2 separate regions of the Mus musculus genome follow, and region 1 is linked to region 2. A link is a loop called in an ENCODE intact Hi-C map of the cell type or tissue named here. Cell type or tissue: left cerebral cortex. All regions are shown on one strand. Region 1 overlaps Ldlrap1 (low density lipoprotein receptor adaptor protein 1). Region 2 overlaps Man1c1 (mannosidase, alpha, class 1C, member 1).

Region 1 (5,000 bases), 120 kb after region 2:
TCCGCAGAGGAAGTAGAGCCCCAGACAACAGGATGCCCAAGAGAATCAGAGCCGTGATACCCTGCTCTAACAGAGGCCAGGGCATCCACTGAGCCAGTCGTAGGCAGGAAATGTTCAATGAGAAGACTTGGCGTGAGTGGGGTTAGTATGTGCTTGACAGTCACACAGGAGACATTACTGGTTTGTTCTGTCTGCCTTACTGTCCGGAGGAGCCTGGAGAGGCCAGTGCAAGGTCGCTCTGTCCTCAGGAGGGAACCGTAGGGGATATAAACACCTGGATGGAGGCCTCTGACAGCCCTGAGTGACTGCACAGGCCCCAGGACCAAGGCTGTGAGCTAACAGATACCAGGCATGCTCATGATCAGGGTCAGCAGACGTGGGGCCAGTCTGGGCCAAGGGACTATAATACAGTGATTTGATTTTTGAAATTGATAGTAAGGACCTGTGACAACCAAACATTCATGAAAAGTAGATGAAGCTGTTTTTCAAATGTGGGACAAGTCAGGCAGTGACTCGGGAAGGTGGGAGAAAGAGGCCTGAGTCCTTGGCCAGGCCTCACCTGCTGATCGGACCCTGGTTGCAGCAAGAGGTGCAAGAGGGAGGAGGGAGGCTGGAGGGCAAAGGCACCAACCCTAAGCAAAGCCCTGAGACAGGAGGCAATGAAGACCCTTTGCATCCAAAGGGGGAACGAAGGAGGCCCAGGGACCCGGGCCAGAGGAACCAGAGGAACCCAGTCCTCACCCGCAGCCTTCTCAAGCTACGCCTGCATTTTGACTGAACTGCAAAAGCTTTTTCACACATCAGACACCATGCAAGGTTTTCGTTCCTTCGTAGTAAGCTCCCGGTCTCGAGAAATCCAAGAATTGTTGTGCAGAAAGCTAAAGCCCAAGGGTAAAGGAGAGCCCAGGTCCAGCCCGAGACCTGCACCGAGCACAAGCCCTCAGAGTGTTTGTTACCTTGAAAATGCTTCGTCCAGGCCGTCATCCAGCTCCTGGGAAACAAATGGAGAAGTAAGAACTCTGGGTGGGGTCGTGTCCCCAAGGGAGCTACAGGGACCCGGGACCTGTATGTGTGTGTGTGGTGGGGGGAGGGGGTGCCTATAGGAACTAGCACAGGCAGGCTTCCTTCATACCCAATCCATGGTCTCAAAACTGGGGCCTGGCCTGTGGACCATACATTTAATCCTAGTACTTGACAGATTTCTGAGTTTGAGGCCAAAGTTCAGAACAGCCAGGGCTATGTAGAGAGCCTCTGTCTCAAAAGTCAAAACAACCTGACAGAAAGAAAGGAAGGCAAGGCAAGGCAAGGCCAGGCCAGGCCAGGCCAGGCTGGAACCATGACAGTCACCAGGTGTCATTCCACAGTGACTCTTGGCCCAGAAGGCTAGCCAGGACCAAATGGAGCAAGGAATCCGCAGATGCTGGAGCAGGGTCCAATCGGTCCGTCAGTGCTGCTAGGATGCTAACATCTGCATTGTCTATGATGCACTGGGATAATACAGACTGAAACCGACTGAAACCCAAATGAAAACTGAAATTAAGAGCCATTCAGGTTCCTCTGGGAGATGCTGTGGAAGGCCAGTGTCCTCACTGAGGGAAAGAAAAAGCTGACACAGAGGTCAGGCGCAGGCCATGAGTCCTGAGAGCCAGCAGCAGGGCTGTGCCCTTAGACAGCTGAGAAGGGAAGATGCCAGGCACAAACCTGCCATGCCCAGAACAAGGGAGCCTTTGCTGCTCAGGGTGGGAAGGGCCACAGACTCCAAGTCAGAGTATTGTGAGGAGACGGCTGTGCTGGGGACCAGGCCTGTCAAGGACACAACCGTGGCTTCAGAGGGGACATTGTTCAGCCACTCCACCCAGAGCCTGGGTTCTTTGTGCTGGGTCTAGTCCGCCCAGAGGCCTCTAAGTCATGGTCTCAGGGCCTGGACCTGGGAACCACTCCATGCTCGTTCAGAGACCTGGCTAAAGCTCACTGGATCCCCAAACCATGCCCAGGCCACAGAGCTACTCACCCAGACGACGCTGTTGTTGCCCAAGACCTGAGGCCGTGGTGTCTCGTCCACGTTGTTGGTATTAGCGCTGACTGTAGATAACGGGGCCTTAGCCACCTCTTCCAAATCCAGCAGGTTCCCGGTAGCGACCACTAGGGGGAGTCAGTTGGGGACATTAGGAAGAAAGGAGGTACAGCCCCTCTGGCCTCTGCAAGCATTCTGGTACTCCTGCACTATACTGGTCCTGACTTGTTCTCGGACTCTGACCTTGTCCAGATGTAGGACCCTGATCACCTGGATCCCCACCCGGACCCAGTTCCACCTGGAGCTCCAGGGCAGTTGCTTGCTAGAGAGGACCTGTGGCCCCAGAGGGCAGACCTGGAACCTGCAAATTCCTAACAGGAACTGAATGCACAAAAGCACACCAAGTAGGCTGGGATGTCTACCGGGCTCTGAGGCAGACAGGAGCGCATATGCACTTGTGCGTATTCCTAGGGCACACCCAGGTACGCGCACGAGCAAGCACAGCAACCTCTTAGCTCCCGACAAGGCACTTGTGTTGCAGACTTTAACAGAACAGGAAACAGCAAGAGTCCAGGAGGGAAGGCCTGGGTAGAGGGCAAGCCTGGTGCCCAAGACTCACAGGTTTTCAGTGAGGGGGTGCTGTCCCGTCGGGTCCCTGGGACGTCTCCTCCTTCCTGGTTGGCTTTCTCCCTTTTCTCTTTCTCTGTGGGATCAAGGCATGAGCTGCTGAGCCCTTAAAGCAGACACCACCGTCTCCAATTAGCCACTGGGGAGGAGGCAGGCTGAGTATGCTCAGAGGCAGGCGGAGGTCGCCATCAAAGAGGAGCAACACCTTCCAGGGTTCCCTTAAACCCAAACACTCTAAAGGAGGGGGAAGACGGCCTTTGTCCAGATGGGGAAACTGAGGCTTAGAGAAGTAACAGGACCTGTTCAGAACCACAAACCCAGGACGAGATGAGGGTGGGGTCAGCCTGGGTCTGACGCCTGCCTGGAACCTGTCCCTTCCCACATCACTCACAGTGCCCGGGGGGGGAAGACTCACCTTCCTTGGACACCTGCCAAAACTCAAAGGCAACTTTGAAGGCTTGGGCTACAGTCAGGGTGACGGCTTGGGCCTGAAAAACAGGAAATGGGGGTGGGGATGGGTGCAGTGTCAGCCAGCAAAAGCAAGTATGAACTGGAGGGCTGAGGGGGTGCCCACCCCATGCCAAGCTCCGAAAGGCTGAGGGAAGGGGGCAGGGGCCTAGCTCTCTCATTTCCCACAAACAGCCTAGGGCATAATGAAGCCACAGCCTGGAGAGGCAGCTGAAACCTACTGAAGCACTTCCTGTCCAGTCCCTCCAACAATGGCTGCTCACCACCTGCCTCTTCAGGCATACCTAAACCAACTGTGAGGGCTACTTCTTCTGGGAAGTCCTCCTGGGTTATCTGAGGATTCCCTACACTCACAGAACTCTTGGACCAGGTAGCAGAAGACAGGAGGCGAAGAGCCTAACCATACTTGAATGAACTACTAATGAATAGTGGAAGTCCCACTATTCAGGGTTACAGGGCATTTGGGGGTGCCAGCCGCTGAAAACTGACACCCCCCCCCCCAGCAAAGTAGGAGGTAGCACAATCGAGATGCTGGCAAGGGTTAGGAACAAAAGCCATCTAGCACATGACCAGCCTATGAGCGGGTGCCTTGGCGCCACCTCTGTCACCAACACAGGGCTTTACAGACCTGCCCACCTCCCTCTGGAATCTGCTGGTGGAAGTGTCTCTATCTCATAGGCTTACATCCCAATGTGTATGTTTCCTACAATCGAGGAGAGAACCACAGCTCAGACAGAGCCCTCAAGTGACAGCGATGGTGTCTAAGGTCCTGATTGGGGCTACAGTCTCCTGTTAGCCCCATCCTGTGGTAACCGGCTCGGCGCTGGGAGTGCAGGGAAGGGCACCACACTCCTTCAATTGCAGAACAAGCTCAGTGTTGAGCAGCTTCCACCAGACAACTCGATTTAATTGAGAAATAAATTTGTGGCCACCGCCTTCAAAACTCTTTTAAAAAAAATTTTTTTGAACTCTCCAAACGGACTGATCTGCGCCAATTAAACCTCACAAAGTATAAAATCTCATTTGAATGTCTCCGTCATTTACATTTTTGAAGGAAGTACGGATGCTTTATGGTAAAACTTAAATATGGTAATTAAGTATGAAACTCTTCACAGCTGTTTACAATTTAAGCTGTCACGTCTGAATCGAGTTTAATAGACCCAGTTACCATTGAGAATTGCCCATGAACTAAAAATATGGGCTAATTACCAGCCCAAGTCAGAGCACTATACTCTGGAGCAAGGGCTGGTCACCCATGTGGCACGGCTACGGAAACGCCATTATGTCTACCTGCAGTAACCCGGGGACAGAGGTTTATGCTGTTTACATAAATCTGGTTCATTTGCCTTCCTGCCCCTCTGCCGGGTACAGTAAGTCGTAGTAAACATGTAACCGGAGCTGAAATGTGAAGCAATAAGGGCAGGTAGCTGCAGGGCTGGGCTGGGAAGGCCTGGGGGTGACCTGCTTTCCCAGGGACCCCTCCCCATCGATGTGTCACGGGAACACCCAGAGGGAAGACCTGTATTCCCCAGGCCACTGTGCTGCCCTCCTGGGACCTCTGCTGTAGATCTGTCTGTCTTATTAGCCAGAAGATTCCACTTGGCCCAACTGTCCACATCCTTATCTTGCTCCCCAGAAGCAGGCCTCATCAATAAGTCAAAGAGGGGCAGGCATGCAGCATACACACGCCCTGTGCTCACTATCAGCCCTGCCAGGGTTTACCTGGCTCCCACGTTAACTTCTGTACAAAGAATACTAAGGTCTACGTGGAGGAAACAGCTCTGTCCCTTGGCCAGACAGAACTGGGGTGTCCCAGCCTATGCCTACGTGGTGAGCCTAAACTCCTCCCCTTCTGAGCATAGAGGCCGCGCTCGCTCGCAGAGCTGAGGCT
Region 2 (5,000 bases):
AGGCCATGGAGTCTCTAAGAGCACGCCCACCCCCCAGTGACACACTTCCTCCAGCAAGGCTGCACACTCAAGCACACACACGTGCACACATACAGATTAAGTAATTTCAAGAGCTGAAAAGACTTCCAAGGCTATTATAGTGGCATACACCTCTAATCCTAGCACACTTGAGGCAGAGGCAGGCAGATCTCCGTGGTTTGAGGCCAGTCTGTTCTACATAGCAAGTTCCAGGACACCCAGGGCTGCATAGAAAAACCATTTCAAAAAAATTGTTCTCCTGGGCTAAGAAGTGGTTGGCTCAGCAGTTGTGAGCATTAACTGGCCTTCCAGAGGTCCCGAGTTCAATTCCCAGCAACCACATGGTGGCTCACAACCCATCTGTAATAGGATCTGATGCCCTTTTCTGTGTGTCTGAAGACAGCTACAGTGTACTCATACATAAAATAAATAAATAAATCTTTTTAAAAATTGTTTTCCATACTCAGACAATGCCAACACGGATAACAGAGTTTGCTCAAACTTCACCAGACTGGACAGACACACAGGCACATCAGTGATGAGGGCACATGCCACCTGGTGAAAGGCTTTGAGTCCGTGAAAGCAGCTTTAAAATGACAGCGTCAGGCTGGGGAGACGGCCTGGCTGTTAACAGAATCTGCTGCAGAACTGTGAAGGCTAAGATCAGATCTCAGCACACACAGAACATAAACACACACACACACACACACATCACTCTCTCACACACACACCACACATCTCTCTCTCTCTCTCTCTCTCTCTCTCTCTCACACACACACACACACACACACACACACATCACTCTCTCACACACACACCACACATCTCTCTCTCTCTCTCTCTCTCTCTCTCTCTCTCTCTCACACACACACACACACACACACACACACACACACATGACTCACCAGGCTCATCCTCCCCACTGGGGCTTCTGGGCTGCTAGCAAGACTCAAGCTAGAGGCTCAGTTAGACTCTGCCTCAAAGGAATACAGTGGAGAGAAATAGAGGGGGGCACCCAGCACCCACTCTGGCTGCTACATGCACTTCTGAATGTATCAGTGCACGTGCACGCACACACACACACACACACACACACACACACATTATTTAATAAATGAACATATAAATAGGAGATGGCCATGTTTTTGGCACTGCTTCATTCACTAGTCCATCCTGTAGGAACTTAGCCTTGAGAACCAGTGACAAACCAGACGTGAAATGCGCCGGGTCTCCAGATCCCTTAACACCGGAGCCTCAGGTGACAAGAGGATTCTGCTCCACCTGGCAAAGAGGCCCTTCCCACAGAGAAGAGAAAATTTGGGACACAAATCAGCTCTCTGGAAACAGAAGTGACATTTTCACAGGATCAGCTGGAGGCCGGGAAAACTGCAAACTCTAAGTATTCCTGGTGTCGTAACTCTGTCAGCTGTGTTGACGCTGACAAGATGCTTAGCCAGCAACCTCAGACCCGTGCCAAACTGAAGCGGTTAGATGTGTAAGCCGTGTAACAACCGCCCTTCGGGGCTCTGTCGGAAGCCTGTGAGCAGGCTGAGGCCCTGCTCCTCCAGCCTGCCTGGCATCTCTGGGGGGCCTGCTTCCCTCCTCTCCTCACGCTGGGGGCTGTGCAGCTCTGAAGCACACTCATTTGTTCAGGCATCTGATGGGGACGGGGAGGGGATTGGGGGCCAGTGGGAGGCTGCACCTGCCTTCAGAAAATAGTGTCTGCCTGCCGCAGTGCCGATCTTTAGAGAGAGGCATTAATCCAGTGAACCTCATGCAGGCAATGGTGGTTGGAGGCCGGAAGGGAGATAAGGGATGGATGAGAGCCACTCAGCCTTGGAAGAGATAAAGTACTTGCTGGGAACCCCAAGGCCACAGACCTGCTTTTCTGGCCATTGATCAGAGGAGAGGTGAGCAGGATGTGCCAGGCCTGCACAGTGGTGGTGTCTGTGGGTATAGCCAGCCTGGGCTAGGGAGGCAGGGCCCAGACCTGTCATGGGGAAGAGCTGTTTGTTGCAATAAGGCTTCTTTAACCTCCTTCACTCTCCCCTCTTCATAGAAGATCTTACCATATAACCTGGGTCAGTCCTCAGTCATCCTCCTGCCTCAGCTTCTTGAGAAGCTGGAACTACCAATACACAGCACACATGAAGGACAGATTCTTAGCTTCCTTCTCTGTGGAATCGGGCCTCTCCTTCCATCTTTAGGTGTGCCCCAGGATGTATCCAACACAGGCTATCCGGCTTGGCCACTAACACCTTTACCCTCTGAGCCATCTTGCTGGCCTTCAAGGTTTTTCTTATTAGAAGTACCGAAGTCCCATTGGAGGCTGATATCCACCCATAGCTCAGCCCCTCCTTGGCAACGCCTTAGAAACAGTATGAGGTTGATGGGAGATGTTCTCCACTGGGGTGGGTAGTAGTCTCAAGTACTTAGCATGTGGCCAGCTGGAAGACGGGTTCTTACAACTGGTCTACCTGCCGTGTGCAGATTCTGTAGTCTGTCAGCTAACATCAGCTGAGCCACTGCACATATGGCTGTTTTCCAGGCCACCCCTACTGTCCCCAGTATAGCAGGAGCCCAGCTACAAGGCAGACTTGGCACCTATGGGATGAGAGTAGGGGGCTTGAGGTGCCAAAATCCTATCTGGGTCAACTAGCAGGGGCTAGTCACTTCAGGGCCCTGACCTGGCTCTGTAGCAGTGCTCGCTTACCTGGTCTAAGATATCAGAACCATCATAGAGACACAGAGATATTGTGCTCAACCCAGATTCCCAGGCCAGCTCCAGACCCCACCCCACCCCCACCCCAAACTGAGTCTGCTGTAGATGGAACCAAACTCCAATGGGACGTGTGGGTACCAAATCTGGGCTGGAGAGATAGCTCAGCGGTTAAGATCGTGCCCTGAACTTCTAGAGGACAGGGGTTCAATTCCTGACATCCACACCAGGCAGCTCACAGCTGCCTGGAACGTCAAGAGGCTATGACGTCCCCTTCTGGTCTCTGCAGGAACTGCACTCATGTGCATAACACACAGTGATATGTACTTTAAAAAAAATAATAATAAAAGTGTTTTTAAAAGATGAATAGCTTTACTATCGAGTTCATTTCAGAGCTGGCGAGCCCATGTTCAAGGGAAGGTGGGTTAAAGGGGCCACAGATGGTACAGCAGGGAAGGGGCTCCTTAATAGACAGATCAGGAAATATTCACGAGAAAGATGATGTCGATAATGGTGACGGGAGCTGAGCACAGTGTCTCTTGCATGCAATTTCAGCACTGAGGGAACGGGGAAAGGAGGAACAGGAGCTCAAGGCTACCCAGAGCTACAACGAGGAGTTCAAGGCCAGCTTGAGCTACGGAAGACTCTCTCAAAAAAACCCAAACCCCAAGATTAATAATAAAGGCATCAAAGTCAGAAAATGTCCTTATGATGCATTAACTAAGCTCACCCTCAACCATCGCAATTCCCATGTTTCCAGGAAAGGAAACTGAGGCACAGGAATGTTGACTCATATCCCCGAGGTTCACACAGGCAGCAAGCACATGGTACACAAGGTTTCCTGATACTGAAGCCTGTACAACTTTCTAGCTAACCACCCAGCCGTAGAGGGTTCACCTTCCCCAGTCCGTGGGTTGAGCTATCCACTCCAACATGTTCTGGGAGGGGAGGCTGGACCCTGGAGAGATGCCCAGACTTGCTCCCACTCCCTGTTCCCTGAAGGAGAGACATGTACAGCCAGCCCCCAGAACCTGGCAGAGCCCAGAGAATACATTTTTCAAAGACTGCAGGAACTTTTTTGCACTTGCTTCTTGGTCTGAGGGAGTTTGATGTTCGGGAATTCAAGCCCTTCAAATGAAGCCACTTCAGGGTTTGCTTCAGGCAAGAAAGCAGGCTTCAGTTTTTTTTTTTTTCCCCCCACAGAAGTCTTCTTCATTAGCCAGGAGCTGCAGCCTCTTAGGGTGGCAGGGAATGTCAAGCGACAGCTTTGTCTGGAGTGTTCGAGATTCTTTCTCATCCTCCGCGTGAGGAAGGTTAGTCTGGCTTCTTATTTTTAGATCCTAAGGCAGGGAAGAGGGACACCAGCTACCAAGGCAAGCAGCGTTGATAGAGCAGCCCCCTTCTAAGTCATCAGAACACAGTCCTGCCTCCTCTAGGTGCCTCTGAGCCTGATGTTGAAGCTGCCTGAGGCCCTCATACATGCATGGTCCTACACCCCCCACCTCACCTACCCCTACTGGCCCAGAAAAGAAAGAGGTCTCAGCTTTGGAGGCAGCCCAGATCTGACCACCTGTGCAGCAGGGGCAGGTCACCCCCTGGAGTCTGTTCACCCTTTAAGATGTAATGGCTGGCGCTCAAGAGGAAGCATCCTGATTTGAAGAGAGGAGGAAACAGGCTGTTGCTGGGTTGCTAAGGTCAACATTGGGGGCAACAGTGAGACAGGCCCAGGATTCAGATCCACTAGGCAGGGAAAGGCAGCTCTACGCACCGGGGTCCATATGACTTCCTGGGGCCTCGCAGGTGGTCTTTGGGACCCCTTTCTCGCGCTTTTCTTTTCTTGTTTGGTTGAGACAAGTTCTCACTCTTAGTCCAGGCTAGACTTTGACCTCCTGATCCTCCTGCCTCCAACCTTCAATGTGGGGACTGTAAGCCTACACTATCATACCCAACTCCACTTCCTCTGTTACAAAGAGAGAAAAGGGCCATTTACAGCTGTATCACTATAAAGATGTGTCTGATCTCATCTGGGTACATTATTACATGTGCTTTTTTTTTTCTTCTGATTCGAAAAGAAATTGAAATTAAAACATTCTGTGGGCCCATGGGCCCCATGTGTTATACTTAATGAAGTAGTCAGCCTGCACAGAGCCATGAGGAGTGATCTACGGCTGAGTGCACAGAGATCTCTGACGCCCAGACCCCACTCCCACACTTCCCAACCCCTGTCAGACAGTGGCCTCCTGGGTGTGGCCTGTGCTGTCCC

The links. Peaks named below come from ENCODE experiments on the same cell type or tissue, not always from the same donor. Only the 100,000 strongest peaks of a DNase experiment are listed, where the experiment ranks them.
Region 1: a loop joins it to region 2, with 2.0 times the contacts of the local background. A loop is called at or near these places in 1 of 42 quality-filtered maps.

Annotation. Positions count from the first base shown.
Region 1 is chr4:134,747,326-134,752,325 of GRCm38, forward strand. It overlaps Ldlrap1 (low density lipoprotein receptor adaptor protein 1), which reads right to left. Exons shown (of 9, transcript NM_145554.2): 5 at 3,057-3,129; 6 at 2,634-2,717; 7 at 2,012-2,142; 8 at 957-991. Among named protein-coding and RNA genes, the nearest start is that of Ldlrap1, 18 kb to the right of the region's middle. In left cerebral cortex, a CTCF peak has its summit at 2,143 (motif pointing right); a DNase peak (open chromatin) is centred at 1,767.
Region 2 is chr4:134,622,814-134,627,813 of GRCm38, forward strand. The region is part of intron 2 of Man1c1 (mannosidase, alpha, class 1C, member 1); the gene reads right to left. Among named protein-coding and RNA genes, the nearest start is that of Gm42326, 33 kb to the left of the region's middle. In left cerebral cortex, a CTCF peak has its summit at 3,033 (motif pointing left); DNase peaks (open chromatin) are centred at 1,450, 3,721 and 4,016; H3K27ac peaks cover 3,191 bases.